Regions from separate parts of the Homo sapiens genome. Here region 2 is linked to region 1. The links are chromatin contacts, found by Hi-C or POLR2A ChIA-PET in ENCODE. All regions are on one chromosome and are shown on one strand. Each heading gives the region's core, a stretch centred on a gene start or an enhancer-like site at or near the end of the contact. The rest is flanking DNA. Distances are from core to core; before and after follow the strand shown. Region 1 overlaps ZSWIM6 (zinc finger SWIM-type containing 6). Region 2 overlaps LINC03122 (long intergenic non-protein coding RNA 3122).

Evidence for each region. Hi-C counts contacts between places; a loop is a spot of excess contacts on that map. ChIA-PET counts read pairs that join two places held with the same protein, here RNA polymerase II (POLR2A). Pooled maps may share reads with other maps.
Region 2: a map of K562 shows a loop between it and region 1 (2.0-fold over the local background). The contact joins two enhancer-like sites. A Hi-C loop is called at or near these places in 2 of 168 maps with a recorded cell type or tissue (CD8-positive, alpha-beta T cell and K562) and 1 of 50 pooled maps. POLR2A ChIA-PET finds 5 or more read pairs at or near these places in 1 of 52 experiments (BJ).

What each region holds. Positions count from the first base shown.
Region 1 is chr5:61,437,100-61,443,810 of GRCh38, reverse strand. The region is part of intron 1 of ZSWIM6 (zinc finger SWIM-type containing 6); the gene reads right to left. Among named protein-coding and RNA genes, the nearest start is that of ZSWIM6, 110 kb to the right of the region's middle. Within about 2 kb of position 3,115, at least 2 of the 41 ENCODE cell types and tissues checked have a DNase peak (open chromatin) inside an H3K27ac peak, as active enhancers do.
Region 2 is chr5:61,655,179-61,661,889 of GRCh38, reverse strand. The region is part of intron 1 of LINC03122 (long intergenic non-protein coding RNA 3122); the gene reads right to left. Among named protein-coding and RNA genes, the nearest start is that of LINC03122, 21 kb to the right of the region's middle. Within about 2 kb of position 2,531, at least 5 of the 41 ENCODE cell types and tissues checked have a DNase peak (open chromatin) inside an H3K27ac peak, as active enhancers do.

The sequences.
Region 1 (6,711 bases), core at 1,866-4,365:
AATAAAAGATTTTTGTTTACTTTTCAAGTAAACTGCAGGGAAAAAATGTAGGAAGGAGAGGCAGATGTGGTTGGCCTCATGCTGTCTTCATTACATCTTATTGCTTGGGAAACTGAGTCTCCTACCTGTCAAAGAGTAAATGTTCTTATCATTTTAGCTAAATCAATGACTATTTTATGGACACCAATGATCCTATTTTGTGATATCAAGTGTAAACCTCTGACATTTGACAAACTTTTTCCAAAGGCAAGATTTCAAGTTCTAAATTCAGTCATTTTGACCTCAATCTAACTTTTTCTGGATATTGGGTCCCCTGAACTTCAAGAGAACTGTACTAGGCTTATCTGTTATGTTAGAATTATACAGGATGGACTTCAAATCTGAAGTGGTGTTTAACTTTCTTTGGGTTATATTTATATAGGTGTGTTATGAGTATGTATTCCAGAATTGAATGTGATTCCTGAAATTCTGGTATGTCTTCATTTAGGTTGTTATAATGATTATGATTATTATGCTAAATTGTTGTATGCCACAGAAATAACCAGATTTCCTTATCAACTGTGTATTTATGGCTTTCCAAAGGTCTTTCTCATCCACAATTGTTGTTTTGCTTTGCTTCTTCTCAAAAAGTGGCTTATAATCAGCCACAGTCCAGTGCTTGCTTCTTTGGGGGAGTTCATGACAAAGACTCTTGAATACAGGTTTCTGATAACTTTGGAGAGTGTGCCATTGGACTAGAGAGAAATCTTACAGGACACTAAGTGAAAGGCTGGTGTGTTCATAAAGATTGCTAACCTAGTATGAAGCAGAGTAGGAGCTGATTGCATGCACTGAACTAATGGAAGACTGAAATAATTTTTAATGGGTTTTGTTTGTTTGAAGCATTGCTGATTGTTCAGTCTGGAGAACGTTTTTTCTTGAGCTTTTTATAGCCTTAAACAATGGAGTAGAGTATACTCTTATAAATAGAATTTAAGGCACATTTCTCTCCCTCTGCCTAATTTCTCCAGAATTCATAAACTATTTGTGAATATTCTTAATTCACTGTAATGTGGTTGTTTGCATAAGTTCAATGAGAAACTGTTTTCCTTCACAACAGGACACAGTTGGAGGAACTGGTCATATTCCCAGGGCTTTGACTGAAATGGCCTTGTGATAGGTTCCAGCAAAGCCAATTTAGGAGAGCCTGTGTAGACAATGATTCTTGTTGCATTTCACATGACTAATCAGGCCAAGTATATGGGACTGAAGCTTATTTTGCAGGTAGGTTGGTCCTGCTGTGATCTGTCTTTGATAGAAGTGAAGGACTAGAGAGAGAAAGATTGTGCTTCAGAAGAAAACTATGTATTAGATTAAACTTTGATTCCTCATCCATGGTATGGAGCTGCCCAAAACACCCCTCCTAAGCATGAAGCAGCCAGAAAGACTGACAAGACAGATTCCCTATGAATGATGAATTGATCAATAAAAAGGGTGGGACCGAAACTGGCCCAACTGTCCCACAGAACTGACGTTTACAGTTTCTTTTGAATAAACACAGAAATTGACCCTCCCAGTCTTAGAACTTGAGAAAGTTAAAATTTTCTTATCTTGAGTTCCTTTCTCAAGAAACCAACCATCAGACCTCCCAAACAGTCTCAAGGAACTGAAACTTAACCAGATCACCACATCTGAATAATGAGACATCAGACCCCACACCCACCATGATTGGCTAACTGACCACCTGCTTTCTGTTGACCAACTCCTCTTCCTTACCCCTCGCTAATTCCTATTTTCCCACACATGGTTACATTTCTTCTCTGCTACATAAACCCTTAATTTTAGTCCATCAGAAAGGTGGACTTGAGACTGATCTCCTATCTCTTCAGTAGCAGCACCCAAATAAAGTCTTCTTCCCTCGTAATACTTACTGTCTCAGTGATAGGCTTTCTGTGTGGACAGCAGCAGCACCTAGACCAAACACTGTAAGGTGGCAGTTCATCGGACTCTGCTATACCATGTTGCCTCTAACTCAGTCAAACAGATAAGTTCGCTAAACCATAATTGCAGTAAATGTGAGAAGGCTAACCTGTGATATACTCAAACCATGGGCATATAGAAATTGAGTCTTAACTACAGGAATAAGCCTGGGCAGTCACAGAACCCTTGCACACTCCGCATCCGTACCTGGCCCTAGGCTACAAGATGGGCTGTGTCATTTAACCAATTAAGCCTTAATTTCCTACATATAGGAATGCAGGAGACAGACTAGATAATTTTTAAGGTTATGTCCACCATTATTTTATTTCTGATAGTAATATTCAAATGTATACATTTATTTTTTGCAATTGTGCTTAATATATAGGGGGAGGATTGAAAACCACCACCCTATAAGGCAAAGATTGAGCTTATTAAGCTCTTCCTTATCACTCCTAAACACAGATGATTTATATTTAAGCATTTAATAAGTAGCTCTAAAGGAAGGGAGATGAACTGGCCGGAGACTAACCATAAAGCTATCCTCACATCCAGGACAGGCTCAAGTTGAGTCTGCCTAATTACCAATCCTTGGCTGAGAGAAAAAAAGGAAAAGCTATCAAGTCTATCAACTTCGAACTTTGACCCACTGCCTAAACTGCCGGAGATTTTAATTTTTATACATAATATAATCTCATGTAGATTATCTCTAATCTAGATGAACAATATAAATCTCTTAGCTCATGCAATTTCCTCTGCCAAATATGCCCCTTCTCCTCTCTCTGTAAGTCCCTAGTTACCTGTATGATCTATTTCAAGTTTGTTTCTCAACACAGCGAAAGGCCACTGTTACCTAGAACCTCATCAGCCCCACACACAAAAAAGTATTTGTTGTCTCTTTTGTGGACCAAAGTACTTTCTGCAGATCGCTATTATAGCCCTTAGCACACAACACTATAGTGAATTGTTTATATGCCTGTCTGTTCCAGTGGACTGTAAGCTGTTTTATTCATCTTTGTGTCCCCAGTACCTACCAGGACCAGGCACATGGCTGGCACGCATTAAATGTTCCCTGAATTGGTTGAATAGAACAGAAAATTCCCCTTTCACTCAACCAACATAGCTTAGGGCCTGAACGCCCCAAACATTCATGCTCTAACATGTTTTGAATAGCAAAAGGAAACTCCAAGCACCCTGTAAATTCAGTTCTCACATAGACCTGTGGGGAAAAGGTATTTTTAAAAGCAAGGTTTATTTAACCCTTCATATTTCTTATGAATTTGGAGGCCAAGAAGTAAGTTAAATGTCCCTGGTATCTTTAATGCTCTGCTAATTATTTTAATACTCATGACATTCTTTCTCCTGTCTGGGAAGGTAAGAGACATTGATTATGTGAAATATCCACTAACTCTTTTAATCTACTCTCCTACTATATGAAGAGTTAGCACTTCACCCTTAGGTTCAACCATATCTTTTTTTTTTTTTTTTTTTTTTACACCAATGAATAGCACTAAGAGGCTGCCATTTTTCTTTTTCACACAAAATCTGAAAAGAGATCTGGGCCGTATGCCAGAGTTGTCAATTTTTCAAACAAGATTACCCTACCACATCAGTCATCTTTCTTCCTCCATTAGGAAAGAGATTAAAATAGAATTACACTTCCAAATGTGAGCTTAACATTTTAAAACCACTAAGCTTTTTGTATACTTAATATACTCTCGCGCTTTTTTTTTCACCTTTCCTACCTAGCACTAAACAAAACTGTGGTATAGTTTCCACTCTCAAAGATCTTTCCCATATTCCCATACTTCCTGATGTGTCAAAGACTACTCCAATTACCACAGTAAAATACTAAGTCATGATTTGGCATTTCAAGCATATTCCTGGCAATCCAGATTAGGTAGAAAGGGCACTTGAACTACATATTAGCAACATACAACCATTCCTACCTTATTCTCATGAGAAAACCAAATTCCATGAGAAAATAGATAACTTTAAAAACCACCAATGTAGAAAAACGTTTCAAAGGTCTTTTTAAATTGGAAAATCACTTATCTAGTAAACTTAAAAGCTACGTATATTCTCTATGACCCAACGATTCCATTCCTAGATATATATTATTGGTGCGTGCACAAACATACCAAGACAAATAATCAAGAACACTCTTAGCATCATTGTTAATGATAGCCAAAAACTGGAAGCAACAGTAATGTCCACCAACAGTAGAACAAATAAAGTATGCTACAGTAATGATGATGCTACAAGCAACACAGATGAACCACAGAATGTTGAATAAAAGAAGCAAACATAAAAATACACAAAGTATAATCCCATAACTATCTGTTTAACTGTTGACATGTTTTATGCATTGTTCTACATGTACTTTATATTTCACAATTTAAAAAGCAGCCTTTTAGCTTAAAAACCCTAGTCCTGCACATAAAATATTTTAGTTATAAGCATTTTTAAGTCTGTCATTCCAGCAGACTACAAACTGCTTGAGGGTGTAGATTGATTTTATTCATTTTTGGCTCCCAGAACATAATGGTACATAACAGATGCTCACCAGATATTGCCTGGATAGATGGGATTAATGAATTATGAACATAGGGAAATCTCAAATGGCAAGGGAACTTCCATGTGAGGCAGAAAAATAAAAGTCATTTGCCTTTTCCTATATATAGCCAAAGGTTAGTTTTAAAAAGTCAGCCTGAAATTTCAACTACCTAAACACATTCTCAAATGTCTGTTTCTGATGAATTGCTCCATTTGGACAAAGGATAGGTTTAATAGGAATTTTCTTAAAAGTGCAAGATATTCCTGAGCTCAGTCCAGTCAACAAATTCTGCTTTTCCCTTTTGCAATATAGCTGCCAGACTCCTGGCTGTCTAACTGTATTAATAATTCCTTAATTTAAATACAAAAACACATGCACAACCGTCTTTATAAATTTACCCCCAAGAGTTATAAAATGTTTCTCCATTAAAAAGCACATCTCAGCACAACCTGCTGTTCTTGGAGTTGGAATGCTTTCCTCCTCACAGTCCCCCATCAGTCTCCTATGGACCATAGGACTAAAATTAACTATTCATTACATGTAAAGGAGTGCTGGCTGGAACAGAGCCCTGCAGAGAAAGCGTACTATTTTACATGTCAATTTCAGCACCACAGCATCTGCTACCTTACTAATATGTATATTTAATATCTCTGCATAATATACAGAATTATATGTTGTTCATTGCCTGTTTGCTCTGATATTACGTGCTCTTAAGTAGCATTATTCTCAATTATTCTCTTTGAAGAACATGAGACTTTTTATTAGGTCTCTTCCCTGGTGTTGTCTGTAACAGAAGGCACACATGAACAGCACACAGAATACTAAAACTCATGACTCAGAGTCTGATAACTAAATATAAGTTTCTGACCTGCAATTACTAATACAATTTACTTTATATTCTAGATTCCTTACTCCTGAATATAGTTTTACATTAGGTTGTCATGAGGTGGGGGAAGAAAGCAGAAGAGGTGTTAAATTTTCAACAGCTGCTAGTAAATCCATAATACTGGAATTGTTCTTTTACTGGGAAATCTGTACACTTATGTTAAATGTCATATTTCGAACATGACTATCTTTCATCAGCAATTCATTCCATATTAAAGATGTAATTTTTTTCTGTAAACTCTGACAATATTTGTTACTGAATGAGCTACTGAATGGGGGGAAGGTGTAGCTGAATAGGATGTATAGCAAAGAAATAATATGCTAAGCCAGCTTTAAGTTATATGGTCCTCATAATATAAATTATAATTGATTTTGTTCATGAACCTTCATACTCAGCAGGAAACTGAGAGTGTTCAGTATTTAAGAACACCCTGAATGGCAATATTACACTAATCAAACCTAAGTGATACTAGATTAACAATAAACAATTAAGAAAATTAAAAATGTCATATTGGCACAATAGTTTGAACTGCTTTACTATAGTTAGTAAGTTACTAACCATAGTTACTATTGCTGTAATTAATGACATTCAGATAAATAAGATTATTCTGGCTTTATAAATCTACATTTGTTAGTGAACACTCATGGTTCTAGGAGTCAACTAGTGGATTTCTTTTTTTTTTTTTTTTTTTTTTGGAGAAAGGGTCTGGTTCTGTCAACCAGACAAGAGTGCAGTGGCATGATCACAGCTTACTGCAGCCTCAACCTCCCAGGCTCAAGCTCCCACCTCAGCCTCTCAAGCAGCTGGGACCAAGGCACACGCTACCATGCTCAGCTAATTTTTGTATTTTTTATAGAGACCAGGTTTTGCCATGTTGCGCAGGCTGGTCTTGAAGTCCTGGGCTCAAGCAATCTGCCCACCTCAGCTTCCCAAAGTGCTAGGACTACAGGCGTGAGCCACCGCACCCGGCCTGGATTTTGTTTTTTTACATAGTCTAATGCCAACTATTGGCTTGCTGATGTGATGTAGATCAGTAGCAATCTCAGGTGCCCGCAGTAAATGACTGGCACTGTACCACTGGCTTGTACTCACATGTCCAAAACACGAGGCCTAAAAATTCAGTAATAAACTTTAAAAAGGTTAATCTATTTTCCTTTCAGATGTAGAAGTTTAGGTTCCACTATTCCCAGAAAACAAACCCACAAGTACATGTTCATTGTCACCCACCCCACTCTACCTTTTACAAGTTCCCAAGGAATCCTTTGGCTGCCGAAGCAATCTTAGTGCCTCCACTTCCCTTTCCCTTATGTTG
Region 2 (6,711 bases), core at 1,282-3,781, 220 kb before region 1:
TTTCAATCTCCCTGAGCCCGTCCATGTCTGCTCTTCCCATTTCCTCATTCTCTCATCCCCCCCTTTTGGTTTTGCTTCCTTCCCCCTCCCACCTACACTCCAGGGCCTAGCACTTCAGCCCCATTTTTTACAATAGCCCCCTTCCTAAACCAACAGCCTATGAACCTGCTTCGTAGTGCACAGCCAGCAATGAAGCAAGAAAAGAATCGAGCACATAGCCCCAATATGTTCATAAATCGCATACATTTTACTACTGGGCTGACATTTTCTTCATTTTAAAACATATCACGAAAATGGAAAGGCACAAATGACATGATTTTAGAAGGCCAATATAATAAGCATTTCAGTATTTTCTGCCCATTCCCATTGGAGCATTTTGTACAGCCCCTGAGGGTGTGTGTACTCCAGTTTAGGGACCACAGCCCTAAACCCTATCACTCTCTTCTCCTTCTGTCACATCCACCCTACAAAGCCATCCCTGAGCCAGTCTAGTCATGAGTGTCCTGTTCTCTGCCAGGTGTCTAAGTGGTGTTAGAAGACACACTCAGTCCCAGTAACCTCTGGATATACTCTTTCAGCTCAGGGCAATGTCACTGAGAGCCTTCAAGGGGCAACAGTGAAGCTAGTTTGCAAGAAAACGTCTTTCATCTTCATCTATTGCCAGCACCCAGCACAGTGCCTGGCACTTGCCTGTGACCATGAATGCATTGATCTGTGCACACATGTGGCATCCACATCGCTCTGCCTACGTGGTTACCAAGGCATGAAGAGAACAATAGAGAGAGCCCTGACAGGTCAGGACATCCCAGCTGGGGCGCCTTTAGTTCTGAAGCTGTGTGAGGGTACCTTACCCTCACAGCACCTCTGTCTGCCCATAATGGCCCAAGCAATAGACTGGCCCTCAGAATGTGCCTGAGGCAGTTTAATTAAGGCCATTTTGGCACTTGACTATTCCAGAAGGTTGTATGGAGGTGGGAAATAGGGCTCTTTCAATCTTCTCTTCAATGCTGGCAGCAACCCTGGCTCAGGGCACAGCTGTACCCCCATTTCCTTCAGATGTCCCCTCACAGAAGGATGCCGCTGTCAGAGCAAAGGGGTGAGCAGGAGAGTGACAGAGCTTAAAGAGCAGCCTCCAGTGGACACAATGTAGACTGGATTTGAGCAGGGCCTCCAGGGTAAGCACAACGAGAGGTGCTGGAAGAGCCAAGGATATGTGTTTGACCTACCTTCCTCTCTGGCCATGGAGGGCATCTCTTTCTCTCTGTCTCTCTCTGTCTCTCTCTGTCTCTCTCTCTCTCTCTCTCTCTCTCTCTCTCTCTCTCACACACACACACACACACACACACACAGAGAGAGAGAGAGAGAGAAGACAGCTATGGCACTTTCTCAGGAGGTAAACATGATTTAGGCAAAATTCCCTCACTTCCTACAGTTCTTTTATCTTCTCTTTCTCCCTTCCTCGTCCAGTGTTTCTTAATGACTGGTCATGGACTGACCCCTGAATCAAAGTCACTAAAGCCCTGTTATCAGTGCAGATTCCTGGTGTCATCTCAGACTAAGAGAATTAGCAAGTCTGAAACTGGAGCAAGGGACTCTGCATTTAAACAAAGTTTTGCCCATTAAAGTTTGAGCACCACTGAAAAACTCTCTCTTCTTCTCCTGTGTTCTTCCCAACTATGCATCCCTAATCTGTGGCCTGCATCCATCTAGCCACCATTCCCCTCTGCCCCTCCACTCCTGAGGCCATCATGATGAAGCCAGTGGGAACTCCAGTGGAAGGACCCAGACAGGAATAAGATCACCTGGGCCTTCACCTTCCTTCACCGACCGAGAGCTCTTCTCTTCCTGCGCTTTTATTTTAATCTAGGACATCCCCTCACTTGGCTCCTAGAGGCCCTGTTTCATTTAATTTGGCCTCCTTGCCCAAGCAGAATCCTGGGCAAGCCTGGGAACCTAATACCCTGAATTCAAATGAAGTTGCCTGGAGGAAACTGAATGAATCAGGTAGCTAAGATTTGGCCTAACGTTGATCTATTTTTGGCCAAAGCCAACCTCCACTAATAGGTCTCTACTAATAGACTTGCAAAGATGGAGCTCTGAATCAATGCTAAACAAGAGTTATAAATCATGAAGACGTTTGCTGTCTTTTTACCTCCCAGGGATGGGAGTGAATGGGAGAGGACTCTGACCATGAAGCGCTCTAATCTAAACTCGGAGAAAATTCTCCCAGCCATTCTTCTGCTCACAGAATTTCCGCGGCACCAGTCTCCCTGCAGCTTTGACAAGTGAGCTATTTTAGTATGAGAACAAGTAGAGTTATTGTTATCTCTGCTCTGAATCAAGGATAAAAAGAAAAGGTGAGCGGGAGAAGGAGGGTGTGAGAGAGAAGAACTGGGGGTGAGGTGCGGAAAAGCAGAAAGGACTTCAGATACCGAAAGAAAAGGAGCCAGGTGCTCTTCCCGGCAAGGAAGTCACCAGCCGGCCGGTTTGTGGATTGAAATCAGCACGTGACCCCTCAGCAACCATAGTAACAGTCCCTCCCTCTGGTCTCACAGGGCTCTGGAGGGGTGAAGACAGCACGATACATGCCAAGGTGCCTTGTCAGTGGTGAAGTGTTGTCTACACAGGGTGGCAGCTCCCTGTTTGACCAGGGAGCTACTGCGCCTTTCCCACAACCCCACCCAAAGACTCAGGACGGCCCAGGCCAGAAGGAAATTTAGACAGTAGACCCTCCGTCAGCAGATACCTTTCCCTGCTCTTCCTACCGGGTCACCTAGACCCTTAACAAGGGTGCTATTTTAGCAAGAAACTGAAAATAAAAAGAGAATCTGCCCTCCGAACATGCTGAACACTTATTTTAGCACACAGCCCCATGGAGGGTCAGCGCTCCACGCATGTTTTAAAGCGTTTGTGCCTATTTATTTTGAGACCGGCAGGGCCTGAGTGAGCCACAGCTTCCTGGATTCTGCTTTGTCAGCAAGGAAGATTTGCTGCCATAGATATGCTGAGCTCCCTCTGGGGCCCCCCTTCTCCTGGAATCTGACTGAGATGAGAAGTTTATCCCAGCACTTAAATGAAGAGACTTCCTCCAGCTCCCACTTCTGCCTCACCCCTCCGCCTACCACTGACAAACAGGCCTGGCTGCAAGGTGTGCGTGTCACCAGGACCTGGCCACCAGAGGGCGACAGAGAGCAATGAGGGTCGAACAGTTTCCCAGAAGGAGCCAAATCCCCTGACACATCTGCTCCCTCCTCCAGCCCAAAAACTGCCAGACTTGCTAGCATTTGCCAGTCCACCGAAACAAACATCTCACCTTCATCGTACAGTTCCTTGGTAAACTCTTATTTTCTTCTTTATCAAGTTTGGATGGAAAACAAAACAATTAATTTTAAGAGCAGCACACAAGAACCTAAACATTATTTATGTCTCTAATTATCTTGTTCTGGTGGGTATTTTAGTCCCTGTCTGGTCAGCACATTAATTATCTTCATAACTACAGCAAAAGTTAAATAATAAGCACCCAAGGCTACAGCACTACTGTAATGTGCAAGCTTAAATGAACTTATAAATTTTATTAATGGATGCTTTATACAACTCCTTATATTATAAATCAAACAAGAAACCTATTTCTGTCTTTTAAGGGTATGGTGAAAAAGCTTTAACATTATTGAGGATAATTTTTATTAAGTTTAAAACTCCCTTTTTCCAGTAATGAGACTGTTATGAGGATAATTTAATCTAGTTTGTCATGAGGCACCCCGGCTTGTTAAATAAGTTAATAAATGACTGTGCATTAATCAAAGTGACAAAGCTATGAAGAGCTGGGGATGGGAGACAATTCTGGTGATAGTATTAATTAGTATTTAATTAGAAACTTAGGGCCCATAAATAAAAAAAAAATCATGGTAGAGACATTTATGCAAATTGCTCAGAGCCTGCAGTGGAGTTAGCTTTGCTTTAAAGAAACATGATTTTTTTTTCTAACATACTGTACACGGCAGCACTGTGGCCACATCACGTGGCTTAAACGAGCTCTTCTTTTGTTTCCAATTTGTTCCAATTACAGGCCTGTAAATTCAAATCATTCTTTTGACTGTCTTGATTGAAATGTAGAGTTTCCACAATTTCTACTGGGAGTTCTGTTTTTTTCTTCTTTTAATAAAAAAGGAGAAGTGTTTTAAAGACATAAAGAAGAGCTTTAGATTCTTTTTCTGCTCTTTTAATTAAGATGTGTGCCACCATTTTCTAAGAACAATTGTGGATTCCATTTGGTACACAAACAATGCCTCCTTTTTCAATCCTGGTGAGCTGTAACTAGGTTTTGTTATGTGATATAATATTGAAGACTGCATAGATTCAACTGCCATCATTTTTATGATAATCATAGCACTTTTAGCTTTTCTCTCAATAATGTACTTGGATAAATGGGCAATTTTTGATGGCCCAAAAAGATAATAACCGTTTGGTTCTGAACGTCACTGCTTTCCTAAGGTACATGTTCCCCCTTTTCAGACTTTATTATTTGTTGCATTTATTCAAGAAAGGTTATCCACAGTAAAACTGCTTTTTCTATTCAACAGTCTATCTCTGTCATGGTTCATTTATGTGTGAGCATGACGGACTGAAGCCCGTATTATCCACAGCTGACAAGTGTCAGGCCGACAGTTCAATCAGCCCTTCCTCGAGATGATGCCCAGGGCCCCGTGTTTGAAGTAGGACAATAAAGCAGGCAACACAATCCGGGCAAACTGATCCGATCCCTGTATGTAAAGGGGATTCTGCTTAATAACACAGTGTGGTTTTTTTCCCTCTCCAAACACATTAGTCCTTAAACAGTGAGTTGGCCCTTAAGAAAATCTGTGACTGACATGAAAATGCTGAAGTTTTAAGGTGGTTGGTTTATCCGTAACCTCATGGGGCTGCTTCTTTGTGCAGACTAGTTTTGTCAAAGTCAGAAAAATAATGTATTCAGTGTCTGATCATTTTTAGGGAGTTATTCGAATGGGATTTTAAGTCAGACATCCTGATGTTGACACAGGGATCATTTTCTTGTCCTTTTGTTTTACATTTGTGGAACAGATCATTTGCATTGGCTAATAAAATTAAATCTCTGAAATGCATACAAAAGTGAGTTCCCTTCAGCAACAATCCTCAATTCCCTCCACCAGCCGAGTAAGCAGAGTTGCTGGGTGTGTTTCTTTATATTGGGTCTCTCTAGAACACAGGCTATAATGCAAACATATCTTCAAAATTAGTGCTCCTTCGGCCTGGGTAACACTTAGACTCAAATGTATATTAAAGTATTTCACTACAGATCCTGACAATCAACAGCAGAGCCAAAGTCGATAAAATGCTAATAACCTGCTGCGGTCTGTTCCTTGGAGGACTGGGGTACTGCTGTTGTGCTCTCTTCCAGCCTTCAAACCATTGCAGGCGACAACGGGCAAGGGAAGGCGGCTCACCCCTTTAGAAGGGGCCAGAGCACTACATGCCTTTCATAAGGAGGAAGCCAAAGACCCTCTTAAAGCATCATAAAACCTTCAAGCCAGAAGGCACAATGCAAAACATCAAACCCAACCTCTTCCATACTTGATGAATGAGGCTCAGAGACATTTTTGTGACTTCCAACGTCAGAGAGCTTGTAAGTAGCAGTGGAAGGAAAAGGTTAACAACAACAACAAAAGAATCCTCTGAATTTTGCTTCTCTTTATATGACTTTACTAGGCTGGGCAAGTTAGTGCAGAAGGGACTGATGAAAAGCAGAATCCAGAAGTCAGAACGTGAGGAATGATGCCGGCAACTACCAAACATGACTTCTGTCAATTTCCTTCTTGCACAATGCTGGAAGTCCTAAGTAACGTATTTTCTGTGAATGTTGGTTTTTCTCCGTCTACCCTGCTCTGTCCGAATCTACCCATTTACTGCATTCTCTCCCCCACTTTGACCCCACAGACCACATCACCCAAACACCCTTGGCTGCTGGCTTCCAACTGTATTAGAGACGAGGGGAGGCACTAATGGCCAGTCAAGTGGGAAGAGAGAAGCTACACTGTGTCCTTGTCCCCTGCTTGGACTCCCCATCTCAGAAGAAGACTGTGTCCCTCCAGCACTCCTGCTTCCACCGAGAGGCTCTTCCTCCAGGGCTCCAACTATCATGGGCCCCAGTCCCTCAGTTTCCTCCCCTTGGCCCTTCATCCTTGGGGATACCAGCTCCCCACTGGTGCTAAACTTGGGGTGCCTCCCATCTCTTGTTTGTCCACCTACCTCTGCCCACACTTCTGAAGTAGCCCCTTCTTTAAAGTCTCCAGCAGAACCATCTCCAGTGAGTTCTGTTTCCTGCTGGGACTCTGATGCATTGAGTGATTTGCATTGCTAACTGATCCTACTTCTAGTCCAGTAGTTCTTAGGATATTCTAAAATCCCACAGAGAATCTGATGAAAGCTATAGGATCTCTTCCCACACACACAAAAAAGTCACTTCTGCACATATGCATAAAATTTCAGACAACTGTGGCATGCTCATAGACACTTAAAGGCTATTTACAAATTTTCTAGGGCATCCATGAAACCCCCAATATCAAACACCCATTTGCTCCATTTGATCATATCACGTCCTTCTCAAAAGCCTCTCCTGATGTCAAATCAACTACCAGAAAGCATGAAACCCAGACTCCTCAGAGCAGCATTTCAGGCTAAATCTGCCAGGGCCCC